Regions from separate parts of the Mus musculus genome. Here region 1 is linked to region 2. The links are chromatin contacts, found by Hi-C or POLR2A ChIA-PET in ENCODE. All regions are on one chromosome and are shown on one strand. Each heading gives the region's core, a stretch centred on a gene start or an enhancer-like site at or near the end of the contact. The rest is flanking DNA. Distances are from core to core; before and after follow the strand shown. Region 1 has its middle 4.5 kb from the start of Gm40436. Region 2 overlaps Gm32219 (a long non-coding RNA gene).

Region 1 (7,822 bases), core at 1,936-4,435, 41 kb before region 2:
TCTCCTCCTCCTCCTCCTCCTCCTCCTCCTCCTCCTCCTCCTCCTCCTCCTCCTCCTCCTCCTCCTTCTTCTTCTTCTTCTTCTTCTTCTTCTTCTTCTTCTTCTTCTTCTTCTTCTTCTTCTTCTTCTTCTTCTTCTTCTTCTTCCTTCTCCCCTCTCCCCTCAGAAGAGAGGAAGAGAAAAAAGAATGTAGGGGGAACAGGGAGGACTAGATAGATTCTTGGCTAGGCCTAAGACCTATGAAGGAACCACAGACCACTGTAGCTCTCTGCCTCTCTGTACAGCATGCTCCTTGCTTGGAGCAGGAAGCAGGCCTTAGTCTCCCAAGGCACATAAGGAAATGTCACTCTTCAGCACAACCTAGCACACAAGGTTCTGGCACCATCCTCTGGCCTCCTGACAAGAATGCTTACTGACAGATCCCAAGATATCTTAAGTCCATCTGCTGTGTTCTGAAGATCAAAAACAAATGTGTGGAGTCTCCCCTTCTAGGACCCACCCTCTCGCTCAAGCTTTGACCTGCTCTTAGGATCACTTAAGCTCTCTAGGTAAAGCCTAGACTTGCTCCAAGGAGGCCTCTCCTGAAGAGAGACTTGCACAGTGCATGCTACACCGGCTTCCACACCTCACTGACCCAAGAGATGAGACACCCAGCATATGCTCACACAGGAGAGAGGCAGCCAATGCTGGGAGAACAACTCTACAATGTCAGGATTGTTTTCCTACAAGACTCACAGCCAGTGCTAGATGGAAGCTTAGCCCTGACTTTACAGAAGGAAGGATGCTAAGGCTCAGACACATCAAGCAGCTCGTATGAGTCTTGCCGATCTCCCAGAACGATTGGGGTTAGATACCAAAGTAGGGGAGGAATGCCTTCATTTTTAATGTTTTGACATCCTAGATTTTGTTGTAAACAAGAAGTAATAAATTCAACCCAGCTCTTCTTCACGAGAAATTATAGCTAGGGCTTAGTGGGAGGTAAGTCTTGGTGATGAGGGACAGGGAAGTGCCAGGCAACATTTATATCTGTCCCTAAGCAGACACCTGTTTGACACGGGAAAACAAAAGAAAACATACTATCCCCACCAACTTGTTTCACCAGAAAAGCAGGTTCAAATGCCAAGGTAGATAGAGAAGGGGACAGAGCCAGAAGGATCAGGGGAGAGGTTCCTACAACTCTTCCTCAGGATGGGGGTTTGGTTCCCATTTGATTTTGAATAATGGACCCACTGTGTGAAGTGCCACATTATCCAGGAGAGGAGAAACCCAAGTGCCTTTGTAGGTTTCTTCCTCCTTTCTTCATGGACTCCTGATACTGCGGGTTCCAGGTGGTAAGCACTTAATGCCCACTCGGACAGACCGTACCTAGATCCTGGCTTGGAGTTTAGTTCATTCCAGGAAACACCAGAGTGCAACTGGAGGTTCTCTGGCTCTGGGTGACAAAAGAGGATTTATAAACAGGACTTAAGAGCCTTCCTGAGAAAGAAGAACTGGCCACTCTTCAGTCAGGAGCCAGGGAGTTATTTGCACACCAAGCAAATAGCTCTCAAGCTCACAGTAAATGGCCCTGAAGCCCTATCATTTGCTGACCCTGGGAATTCACCCGTGACATCTTTGGAATTTGAAATAGCCGTTAGGCATATTTCACTGGGAGGTTTACAGATTCTTCTAGAAGGGATGGTCCTTAGAAATGTGCAGCATCAGTGAGGTTCCGGTGAGCAGGCACTGCTTGTCAGATTTGCCTCTCTTCATCATCTAAGTGCCTGCAAGAACAGATGTGGAGCTGAGAGTTAGGGTTAGCCAGTCTCCTGGGAAGTGAGGTTAAAACCCACATTCAGCCAGTGCTCTTCCCACATCCAATAAACAGCCTCTCTCTCGGCACCTCAGTGTGTGACATGCCGCTGCAGATGATTCCTTTAGGATTAAACATTTAAGAAACCTGTTTCCAGATGAAAATACTATGAAAAGGGGCAGCGTATCAGGCCTCTCCAATCCCAGTTCACACTTGGAGATGGCTATTTAAAGATGTGATTAAATCAAACACACAGTAGGCCTTACTTTAATATGACACATACCCTCAGAAGAAGAGGATACAGGCTATACTATGGGAACCTTGAATGAGGACTCATAGGTGAGAAAGCCATGTAGAAGGGTAGGAGAGGGGCCTTAGGAGGACCTGCATGCATGGACATTGCAGTCTCAGGCATCCAGCCTCTAGAACCAGGTGAAGATAAATCGCCATTGAAATACCTAGCATGAGGTTCTTAGACTAATATGGAGTATTTATGTTTGATCTTAGATTATTGTTACTAGATTAAATCGAAAACCTTGTAACTTCCATTCTGTTGAGGAGTGAGAACCATGGGGAAGTGATGCCGTTGTGGGGAAGCTGGGCAGTGTGTAAAAGTGAGGGATACTGAGCCAGAGCCAACCGTAAGACTTCAGCTGTCTCGCCTCTACTGCAGTGCAACATCTACTTCAGTGGGGTCTCCTGCAATGTACTGATTATAATTACATTGACTTCATAAAGCTGCCGAGGTTGACTAAGACCCATGGCAAGTGTACAGTGCCTGGGATGTAAGTGTCCCATCCATGGTAGTTAGGACAGTGGTGAGGGCCTATGAGAAAGGGACTGTACAGATGTGGGTTTGTGAAAGGCAGAGAGGAGGTTGATACAGTCACATCGGGGCAAGAGCCTAGGTATCAATTCTAGGCCTAAACTCATTTCCTAACTAAGATATGGCTTTACCACCTTGACCCTCCATTTCCTCACTTATACAACAATAAGCTTGACTACACACAAAGGGAAGAAGTGGGAGGGCAGAGCTGAAAACCACACTTTCCTCACAATTTGAGGAAAGTTTTCACTTTTCCTTTCCAGAGATGGCAATCGCAGGTCAACCTTGGAGTGACACAAAGCACACACACCCTCCTTGCCCTCTTCTGTCTTGTTTGTGAAATAAGATCTCCTTCTGTCACTCAAACCTGTCCTGGAAATCACCACCTTCCCATAATCTCCCAAGTGTGTTCTTCATGTATGTCACCAAACCCCATCCCTGATGGTGATAGGGAAGAGGGGCCTTTTCGAGACCAGCTCTGAACCCTGGAGTGGCCCTTTGTCCTTGGTGATCTTCATAGCTCCTCCTCCAAGCTCGTCTGTGCCCAGTGGATCGAGCTCCCAATGCCGGAGTGGCATTTCACCAGGTACATGGGGAAGTCGAACCTTTTGTCATTGTAAAGGAATATACAGAGGTTTACCCTGGCAGTGAATTCTCCAGCAATGTGAGGAGGCTTCCTCACAAAAGTGATTACACGGATTAGATAATTGACACATTTCTGAAGAGAGCACACATTCATTCAGGCAAGGAGCTCTGTCTGCTTGCTGCCAAGACACTGCGCTGCACACTGGACAGGAGAGGGAAGAGCAAGATACAGTTCTTCCCTGGGGAGGAATTCCGGAGTGGTAAAACAAAACTCATAATCATACCACAATCTTCATGCCAAATGAGCATATTGCAGGGCCAGGGAGGTAGCTCTGTGGGTAAAACTTGCCTCCCAGCATTAGGGTCAAAGTTCAATCCCTAGGACCAACTGGAAAGATGCTGGCCAGGCCTGCAGGAGCTTTTGGTCAATGCCAAAAGGACAGAGATAAGATAATCCCTGGGGCTCCTTGGCCAGCTAGTCTATCGTCATTGGTGGGCTCCAAGCCAATGAAACCCTTTGTCTCAGAGGAGGCATTTCTAAGGATGACATCAGAAGTTATCCTCTGGCCTCCACACTTACATGTACCTGCAGATACACACATGCACACACACACACACACACACACACACACACACACACACACCAGCATATTGCTGTTGAGTACTGGAATAATCTCCTCATGGAAACAATTGAACACTATCAATAAACCATTGCTCACCCGATAACTAACACCCACTTAGTACTTTTCCAGATTCAAGGGCTCAAGTTCATTGCTAAGATGAGGATACCTCTCAATTCCAGGGAACAAGAAAGCCTGAAATCCCTTGCCAACTGCATGTCAGGCCCTCCAGGTAGACTTGTAAAGAGACAAGACAGTCCATTTCTATATTGTATCTCTGGTCAAAACAAGTATTTGAAATGTGAATTCTCCTATTATCTGTCATTCAAATTGAGTGAATTGTGGAAGCAGGGATAGGATTCATCAAGGACAGGGAGCTAACAGGAGACCTTCACAAAAAGGAACATCTAGCATGAATACAGTTCATGGAAGGAGCTATAAGTTGGGCAGTGATTTTCTAGTGAGACTCCACAGATATCGTGTATAAAGCAGAGGTGAAGTTCTATGGATTTCTTCACTTTCATCTCTCAGACCTCGGGATGACTCCAGATTCTGGGGCAAGCCTTATGGTGTCATTAGCACATGAAGGAGAATGATAGCCGTGGTTTCCTAAAGAGAGAATGAGACACAGTGACTATGGCCCATTTCCTCCAAAGCTCTTACATGTCTACAAGCAGACAACTGTGTCTCTATCATGTAGCCCAGTCTTTTCCGCCATGAACTTGTGCAGCCCCTTAAGAATACTCAAGAAAACTGGCGTTATTAGCTGGGCCTTTAAGACCATTACTCGTCTGTGAAGTGTGGATCATGACTGTACCTGCCTTGTGTGATGGCTGTGTGAGATAGGTGGGAGGATACGCAAGTGTTCACTCTGTGCCTGCTATCAACAAATGCACTCTGCTGTCTTCCAGGGAGAAAGCATTGCGAAACTCAGGAATAGAAGATAAGAATTTTTTCCAGTGAGCCCAGTGAGAACAGGCTCCACAAACATTTCTTTGTTTTCCCTTTTGTTCTTAAATTTTTAATTGTAATAAATTGTGTACCACCTGCCTATCATCTTAACCCACTGGTTCTCAACCCTCCTAATGCTGCGCCCCTCGAACAGTTCCTCATGTTGGGGTGACCACAACCATAAAATTATTTTTGTTGCTACTTCATAACTGTAACTTTGCTACTCTTATGAATCACAATATAAATATCTGTTTTCTGATGGTCTTAGGTAACCTCTGTGAAAGGATCGGTCAACACCCAAAGGGGTCTTGACCCACAGGTTGAGAACTATAGTCTTAACCATTGCTAAATGTACATTTCTGTGATGTTGAAGGATTTACAATTTTGTCTGACCACATCCAGGAATTTTTCATCTTCTCAAACTAAAATTCTACACGTGCTAAACAATAACTCATCCTTTCTACCAGCAGGCTCTGTCAACTCCCATTTTCTTATGTTTATATTTTCTGTTTATATTATGTTGACTACATTAGATACTTATGGAAGTAGACACAAGACTTGGCCATTGCATTTGGCTCATTTCACTGAGTGTAATGTATTTAGAATCCATGCACAGTATGGCATAGGCCAGAACTGCAATGCCTTTTAGAACTAAATAATATTTCACTGCATGCACATACTGTGTTTTCTTTATGAATATTTGGATTGCTTCTGCCATTTGCCTCTTATGAATAATGCTGTTGAGGACATAAATTTACAAATACCCCCTTGAGATTCTACTTTTGATTCTTGTGAAATTCCACCCAGAAGTGGAATTGCAGGGCTACTGAGTAATTTTGTTTTCAATTGTGTTTTCAATTGTAATGCTGTTTCCATAGCAGCTGCTCAGTTTTCATTCCTGCCACAATGCACAAAGCTTCCATTTTCTCCACATTCTTACCCATGGTTGCTATTGTTTGTATTTAGGGCATTACCAAGCAAAATAGGTATGAAGCTTCTAAACATAGTTTCATGGCAAGCCGTAACCTCAATTACCAAAAGAAGAATACATTCAGAAAATGCTGGCTCTCCAGTCTTCTCAACATGGAGAGAAGGGCGTGAGTTCCCACTGCATGGGGTGGACTTTAAAGACTGGCAGCTCTCAGTGTTGATTGTTCTATGACCACAAAGGAAGCTCCAACAGCACGACTACATCTGGAGGAACATGGTGAATGTTTCAATGAAATGTTGCATGAGAGAGAAGCAGGCAGGAAAGAAGGGAGGGGGGGAGAGATGGAGGGAGGAAAAGGGGAGGAAATGGAAAGGAAATAAAAAGCTTTCACACAGCAAAGACAATTGAACAGGAAGAACAGCACACTGCATGGACAATAGTGTTTGCACACCATACATCTGATGGGAATTAATACCCAATACATACAAACATTTCAGTAATTAAAACAAAAGGAACAATACTCTCCTGTGAGAGGCCACACCCATGTTCTCAGGTGTATCTTACTTTTTCCATGAATGCCTTTCTTTCTCTTAATCCTAGTGCATAAAATCTACATTAAAAGTCTCTTAAGAAACTCCAATTCTGCCTCAAGAAGGAAGAGGAGGAAGAGGTGGTGGAGGAGGAGATCAACAAAATAACATATTTAAAAATGAGAAAAACTTGAACCAACTTTTCTCCAAAGAAGACATATAAAAGACACAGGAATGCTCAGCAGATACATGAACAAGACAGGTGCTCAACATGCTGCACCATTAGGAAAATGCAAATCAAAATCACAATGAACTGGGCTAGAATTCTAGCACCCAAGAAGCTGAGACAAGAAGATCACAAGTTTTAGACCAGCTAGGGCTACATGGTCAGAATGTATCACTCTGCATCTATTAGGATGATCATAAAAGTAATCATTAAATAGATCAACCAGTGTGTACATAGACACATAACAATTTTGGGGAGGATGCAGAGACACTGGAGCCCTCTGAAACTGTTGATAGAAGTGTAAAATGGTGAAGGGGATGTGGGGAACCGTATGGAGGTCACTAAAAAACAAACACAGAACTCCTCTATGATACAACGGCATCTGAGTTCTGGGGGTTATTTTCAAAAATGTTGATTTGACAGGGTAGTATGAGAGATAGTTGTGTTCCCACAATGACTGTATTATTGCCCGTTGCTTATAATCAAGATGACAAAACAGCCTAAATGTCCCTCATTGGAGAGATGTTGTAATGGCAATCTTTACTGTCAGTGTAGCTGGATTTGAAGTCGCCTGGGAGACACACCACTGTGGGAAGGCCAGTGAAGCTGCAGCCCTCAGTTCTCCGTTCTCTTCCTCACTGCTGAGCCAGCATGAGCAGCTACCTAGCTCACATTGCCTAGCTCGAATTGCCGTCACATTGCCACATGGGACTGTATCCCTTCAAACTGCAAGCTGAATGAAGTAAACCCTTCCTTGGATTGCTTTTGTCTGGTGTTTGTCATAACAATAAGGAAGCATAACTATACAAATGTATAAAGAGAAAGTAGCACACATACACAGACATGCATACAATAAGCTCTCATTCTGCCTTAGAAAGGGAAGTCCTGACACACACTAAAATATGGCTAAACTATGAGGGCATTTTGCCAAGTGAAATAAGTCAGCCACAGAAAGAGAAATATTACAGAAATCTACTTACCTAAAGTATATTTGACAAAAATAGACAAAGTCATAGAAATAGAGATGTGGCTGATTGTTGATGCTTGGAGGAAGAAGATATGTAGGGATGCTATTCAACAAATAAGAATATTCTGTTCTAGTGATGCTTGTGAGCTCTGCGGTACACGGCTGTGCCTGTGCTTCACAGCTCTGTGTTGTGCACTTCAACCTTTGTTAGAAGGGCATATTTTCTGTCAGAAGTTTATATTGCTATTTTTAAAAGGGAAATAAAGAAAAGTATAGCCTTTGCTCAGCTGTGCAGATACTCTGACTCGTATGCATCAGGATGAACCTGGCCGGCTTCACCGCAAAGATGCTAATACAGAACTCTGGGATTCAAAGCATAGGCTAGAGATCCGAG
Region 2 (6,899 bases), core at 3,826-6,325:
CTAGAAATGGAATGTGCAATCAAAAACCTTAGCTCTCCAAACTGTACAATAAATAAATCCTATTTTTGTTTAAAGAAATATATATATTTAATATATATTAATATATATTCATAGAAGAGAGACTGAAGAAGTATGGAAATATTAAAAGTTATTCAATTGTCACTCAAAATGGCATTTGTTTCCTATATTTTTAGAAATGAATTTGTGTGCGTGTGCATGTGCATGTACGTGTGCATGTATATGTGTATGTGTGCATATGTACAGGGACACTCATTTGTGGTACAGAGGGTGACGTTGAGCATTTTCCTTATTGCTTTTCTCCTTGTCTTTTGGGATGGTCTGTTTCAGCTAGCCCAGATGGTCAGCTAGCCCCAGAGGTCTGCTCGTCTCTGCCCAGCCAGCTCTGAGGTTACAGGGACTGAGGTCATGGGTTACAGGCCTGTCCTGTCCTTTTTGTGGGTGCTTGGGGCTATGAACTCAGATTACAGTGCTTATGTGGCAAGCACTACATCACCCCAGCCCTTTATATGAGAATTTCTAAGTTTTGAATAACAGGCTTTTTTCCCCATAAATGTATTTGTAAAAATTTTAGAAATTACAATAGCAAAGATTCAGGGGGTTAGTGTTTCAAAAGTGCCAACATGTAACACCTGCAGATTCTTTAAGACAGTAGGAACTCTTGAAATACCACGCAGTCAAGTGGTTAGCCTTGGTACCTTGTTGCTTTCTTCCCCTCCAAAAGGAAAAGCAGGAAAGTATTAATTTGTTTGCACTTGCATTATAATGATCTAGCCCCAGAAAGGAGTGGTGTAATTTAAACAGTGCCCAATTGCTTTTATTCATTTAAATGCGTTTCTATAGCAATATGGAAGCTGTGCTTCCAGTTTTAAATGCTAGTGATTCAGTGTAACCTTGGGTGGGTCCCTTCCTGTCCTGGTTTTCTTCCGGGTTGGCTGGGACTGATGGCCCAGCTCATGCTGTGCTTCGAAGATGATCAGACTAAATCCAATTAGATCTAGTGCAGCTGTGTGGCTGAAGGAGGCTGTGGGGTGGGGGTGACTTCACCAGTGTCCTCTGGACTCGGGCTTTATTGCCGGCAGCCCACGCTACCAGCAAAAGCTGGCTTAAGCCACTGGCTTGCTCTCAATGCCCGCCAATAGCTACCTCTGCAGACGGCCCGTGGGGGCACAGCTCCTGCTTGGCAGTGATGGCGGGTGGGTTCCAGCCAGGCCCCAGAAGTTCAGGCTTAGTTCCTGAAAGCTGGCGGTGAGATGCAGCCATGATGTCCTGTGATTCCCCCCAACCCCCCCCCCCCCCCCCGCGTGGAGCCAGCAGCCACACGAGATCAGCCCACCCCAGGCCTTGCCTGGACATGTTCTGGATGCCTCTTTGAACAAACTCAAATAATAAGATTTTATGTCTCTGAATACCAAAAGCACTTGAAGGTGATGTGGACTCAGCAGGCTGCATATTTTTCCAAACAAATGGATCAATGGTTCATCTCTGATCCTTTTAGAATATATATATACATACATATATATATATATACATATACATATATATATACACACACATATATATATATATGTATAAATAAGGGTCAGGGAGGGGAGAAGTTGGAGAACCGAAGCAGCAAAGTTGAGTTCTTTTGTTAGGAACCTCAATAAGACGTGCACATACCTCAAGAACAGAGCAGTGTGCACTGCTGCTCTGCTGCTCTGTGTGTAAGGAATTAGAGAGAAAGGCAGAACCAGGACCATGCACCAGACACTGATGGCTTCTATCAGGATGCATGGAAACAAACACAGGGAGAAACCCCTATTCTTCCTCATTATACTGAGGCAGAGTCTAACGTGTATCTCAGGTTGGCTGGAACTCACTCTGTATCTGAGGACGATCCTCCTGCCTCCACCTCCTGAGGGCTGTGGTTATGGGCATGTGCCTCCCCCTCTAGTTTATAAGGTACTTCGTATGGAATCCATTGCTTTGTGCAATGGTTCTCAGCCTGTGGGTCATGACCCCTTTGGGGTTCAAATGGCCCTTTCACAGGGGTCACCTAAGACCATCAGAAAACACAGATGTTTATATTATGGTTCATACAAGTAGAAAAATTATAGTAATGACATAGCAACAAAAATAATTTTATGGTTGGGGGTCACCACAACAAGAGGAACTGTGTTAAATGGCCCCAGCATTAGGAAGATTGATGGTAGCAAGCACTCTATCCACACCTTCAGATTCCAAAAGTGACCCTTCAGAATTCATCATCAAAGGCTTGTCCTCACTTGGACTTTGGTTTCTTTTTGTCATTGTTGTTGTTGTTTCCTAGTACTAGCAGTTGAACTCAGGACCTTGGCAATGCCAGGTCTCTACTAAGGCACTATACCCCCTGCCCCATCTTTGTTCTTCTTCTTAAGTGTCAAGGTCCCTAAAACATCAGCAGGGAAAAGAGAGTGGGATTTGAATTCTGTATGCGATCAGTCACTTTGCAAACTAGGGGAGTTAGTTAACCATTCAGAGACCCAAGTTACTTCTATAAAGAGGACACCAGGGCATCTGTAAGGATGACACATGGACACACAGCCACTTATTTTGGTTGACATGGATTTTGTACCTATTTTGTGCCTGAAGAGCCAGGCTTAGAGCATCTTCATTGACCATCTGCTTCTCAAGACCCACGTGACTGCTCCAAAGCATTGCTTGACAAAGAGCAGGTTCCTCCCTCCATCCCATCCCCCTGGCCCACCCTTCCACCTCTGAGCAGATTATGACCCTCGACCTCAATTCTGCATCTTTACCCTGGTAAGAGAAGGGACAATCTACTGCTGCTTCTTCATACCGTGTCCCCCCCCCCCACAAAAAACCCACCCCCTTCATCCTCCTTCGTATTCTCCTCATCTTCTCCCAACTAGCTCTCACCATCGGCCTAGTTAATTACATTTTCCAGCACTTGGGGGATTCTGAACCAATTTGCCATTCCTCTTCCTAGAATCCATCCCCAAGTGAATCATATCCCACATGTGAAACAAATTTAGTCATTGTGCAAATGAGTTCTGTGGCCAAATTCCTAATGCAAAACCTAAGAGAGGCCAAGGGCGGGACTGGGAAAGTGAGGTCAGTGTGCCGGCTTTGTGGTGCAGGGGATGGGGTGGGGGTGGGGTGGGTGGGGTGGGGGTGGGGTGGGGAAGCTACGATCCAGAGGAAGACTGCTGGCCTGGGCATCAAGCGTGCTCAGCTCCAGCCTCAGAGCACTCCCTGAGTTCTGTGGCCACACGGAGCACACTTTCTATCTATGAGGTCAGGAGACTGAAGCCAAATAAGACATGCTAAACAATGGGGCTGAGGCCACCGTTCACTTGGCCTTCCCAAATCCACAGTGCACTTCACTAATTCATCAGTCCATCCGTTCTTGTAGAGCCCAAGTTAGAGTTAGCACAGTGGATAAACGACATCACACAATCCGAGCCAGCCCGACAAACAGTTGCTCATCTATCTCTGAGCTATGATTGTAGTTTCTCTCCATGTCATGTGAAGATTCTTATCTTATGGCATGGATTTGTCTCAGTGGTTTCTAACTGATGAACATCACCAGAAATGAGCACCATGGCTTCCTAGATGCCAACAGTACATAGCTACAACCCTATGGCATCTCTATGCAGACTGTGGAATGACCCCACCAACAAATCACAGTTGGTCTTGACCTCATCCCACAACTGAATGAAGCTTTAGTGCCAGCCTTTAAGGCTCTGTGACCCATCACTGACTTGTTGCGATTTTTCCAGAGCATATCTTACCAGTCTCATTTTTACCATGGATAACTGACTAATTCCACAGCATCAAATCTTTCCCTACTTGCTAGCTTCTATGACTACTTCAGCCTCCGGCCCAGTTCATGAATCCAGGCCCTCTCTGTGAGATTCCCCAGCCCATGACCTTGAGTTAACTCCATATCTGGCTCCAGTCATATTGGGACTGACTGACTGAGTGCCCCTTTCCCCTGCCCAGGCCCTCTCAGCCAGAGCACCACCTCCCTTCTACTTCCCATCAGCCCCCAGCCATCCATCTCAAATGCAAACTCTAAGCTGGGTCTCTCCAGCTGTTTCTAGGATGTGAGTGGTACTCAGCTTTGGATTCCCATGAAACAATATCTTTTCTCCTCCTGAGAAGCCATGGAAGAACACAGTCCCTGCTACTAAAAAAAAAAAAAAAGCAAACAGCTCTCCCTTGTTTTCTAAATTGTTCTTCATAGATTTCTGGGGCCCTTCATGGTTCAGCCCATTTATTTCATACCTTCCAGGACATCCCTTCTCTCCAGAAAATCAGTACCTCTATGATTCTTGAGAGCACACTCCTCTTGCTGGGAACACCTTTCTTTTTTGAAGACCTTAACCCTGTCCGTCCGTTCTTCACTATCCGTCTTATGACCCATCTCCCCCATGGGCACTTCAGGTTGTGTTTTTAACTAACATTTAGCTTTTACATCAAGCAACTTAGCCCCCAAGCCACATGTCACTTCACAGGAGATGCTGAGCTTCAGGGTGAAAGTCCTCTGAGGCTAAACACGTGCCATATGCCCTGTGTGCTTCTCACCCGTGATGTCACAGGCCTGCAGGCACAGCCAATAGGACTGAGCTCCTCTTCCATGGCAAAGGTGCCCAGCAAACCCTTACTCGTCCGTGTTCCAAACCATTGCACCTCTGCATGCACCAAAATTTGTTTACCTATCAGGACCATTACAGCCTCTTCTCTTGGTAGAAAAACCCAAAGCCCCCAAAGGGAGTTTTCTGCGAGACTTCCTTCAGCAGGGGAGTTAAACATTTGATACAGAGAGTCAGGGGTCTTTTCTTGAATAGTGAATTGGCTGGCTGATTCACGGGTCTGGGGTGTGACCTGACAAAAATGGCGGGCCACAGGGACCTCATTTGCCAGATATAATCTGCAAAGGGTAGGATGAAGGCAGAGAAGGGGCATTCCCCACCCCCAGGGAGGTCTATCTAGCCACAGTGGCTTAGATTCTCCTCCACCTCTTCCCTGGTTAGAGTCCAAATCTGGTTACCAAATATCTGGAACCTTCAGCCAAAAGACCATTTGGCCTTGAAGACTCGTTTTTATCTACAGGGATCTCCCTTCCCCAGGCCTCCACTTGGCCTGCCCTCATTGGAGGAACTGAACAAACACAGCCAAGCTTCTCCCCACCAGCTGCAGCCTTGGGCTTGCAGGCTATTTTGACTCCTGCTATGAATCAGAATGGAATTATGAATAATTTGTAGGAGGCTTGTTGCGTCTTGTTCCAGCCTTTCTTTAGCTCAGCTTTCCTTGTTTGGTTTTTCAAGTCCTCCAATGTCTGATTCTTCTAAAGGCTTCGGGGGTAGCAAGCTTTACAGGGATTCTGGCTTCCCCGGGTTGATGTCTCAGCAAGCCCTTCCATTTGCTGTGCCACGTGTGGATAAGGAAGGGAACAGGCAGGGCCGAGGACAGCCAGGCATCTCTCTGACAAGCAGGTTAAGTGTCTGTGTGTCCTAGCATGAGCATACTGAGACCAGAGGCCAAATGGTTTCCCACACCCATTTCTGCAGCCATTTGCACGCCCATCTTGCTCACTCACACAGACTTTATATGGAGAGCAACTATTAACCAAGTTGGGGGGAGATGTTTAAAATACATTTTCCTCAAAGAAAATATGAAACAGCCAGGCCCCAAAGTGACAGGACCTTGTACAAATGATCATCTATACATAATCAGACTCTACCTCGGGAAGTGTTTCAATAAAATAGGAGACGTACCCTCTCCTGAGACGCCTCTAACGGAGGGCTGGGTGCTCCTGAGAGCTTTCTGGCAGGAGAGCTATCCCACAGAGATCTGCTTGTGTTTCCTCTGAGACAACCACGTGAAAGTGCAAGGTACCGTGAAGAAAAATACAATTTACTATCTGCTCTTCTTCCCCTGAGGACCTCAGGACCTCGCTTCCACCCTGGGGTTCACAGGAATCCTGTGGGGGCGGGGAAAAGTAATGCCTCCTGCTCCCTGCAGGTGTGCGGGAGCCCGAGCCAGGCACAGCGAAGAGCAGGAAGACTGAGCATAAACACACTGATGGGTGAAGGAGAGGGAAGCGTGCACACCCATTTTCGTATGGGGGGGGGGGCACACTGGACCCTCACAGGCCCTAAGGAAGGACCTGTGCATCAGGCCGATTAGCAAGTGTGAAATTCTCTTTCAACTCCCCCAAGCCTTAAGAGAGTCATCTTCCTGTACCCCCGGAACTTGACAAAGCCTTTTTTTTTTTAAATCAGGAGTCTCCCTTTGAAATGATAGCTGCAAGCATTTACATCCAAAACTGCATTAAACTTGATCCCTGTTCAGTAAGAAGTCAGAGGAGAAGAGCATCCATACAGAGCGTCAGCCTTGTGGGTGTCATAGACTTGCTGGTCCCACTCAGTCCTGGGGTCCAAGCACAGGGGAACAGCAGGCAGCCGGGCCAGTGGTGAAGCATAGTTCTGGATGAGACCAGTGTGCTGCGAATCTGACTGTGTCACTTTCTAGACATCGTTGGGACAGCTCTCTTCCTGCTCAGGCTTCGGTTTCCTCTTATCTATAGCTGAGAAAATGATAGAAACTCCATCAGGGGTCATTATAAGAATTAATTAGGACTCTATGTTCCCTCCTAAGTAATTTTATATATGTGATTGTATGCTGTTCCTCACAATAAGCCTTTGAAGAAAGTCCTACTGCCACTCACATTTTAATGAGGAAACGGAGTTACAGAGTGGCTACTTGCCTGAGGTCACCATTCAACCAGGCTTCAAACGCAGAGCGTCTGACTCCAGGGCAAACCCGAACACTCTGACTCCCCTCCCCAAACCCCTCTATTTCTGGTTCATTATTGATATTCTGGTTGCTTT

What was found. Hi-C counts contacts between places; a loop is a spot of excess contacts on that map. ChIA-PET counts read pairs that join two places held with the same protein, here RNA polymerase II (POLR2A).
Region 1: a map of gastrocnemius shows a loop between it and region 2 (2.3-fold over the local background). The contact joins two enhancer-like sites. A Hi-C loop is called at or near these places in 1 of 37 maps with a recorded cell type or tissue (gastrocnemius). POLR2A ChIA-PET finds 5 or more read pairs at or near these places in 1 of 5 experiments (Patski).

Annotation. Positions count from the first base shown.
Region 1 is chr12:70,582,204-70,590,025 of GRCm38, reverse strand. No RefSeq gene overlaps it. Among named protein-coding and RNA genes, the nearest start is that of Gm40436, 4.5 kb to the left of the region's middle. Within about 2 kb of position 3,185, at least 1 of the 3 ENCODE cell types and tissues checked has a DNase peak (open chromatin) inside an H3K27ac peak, as active enhancers do; it is gastrocnemius, where a contact is called at or near this core.
Region 2 is chr12:70,543,590-70,550,488 of GRCm38, reverse strand. It overlaps Gm32219 (a long non-coding RNA gene), which reads right to left. Exons shown (of 4, transcript XR_872795.2): 4 at 5,902-6,595. Among named protein-coding and RNA genes, the nearest start is that of Gm32219, 11 kb to the right of the region's middle. Within about 2 kb of position 5,075, at least 1 of the 3 ENCODE cell types and tissues checked has a DNase peak (open chromatin) inside an H3K27ac peak, as active enhancers do; it is gastrocnemius, where a contact is called at or near this core.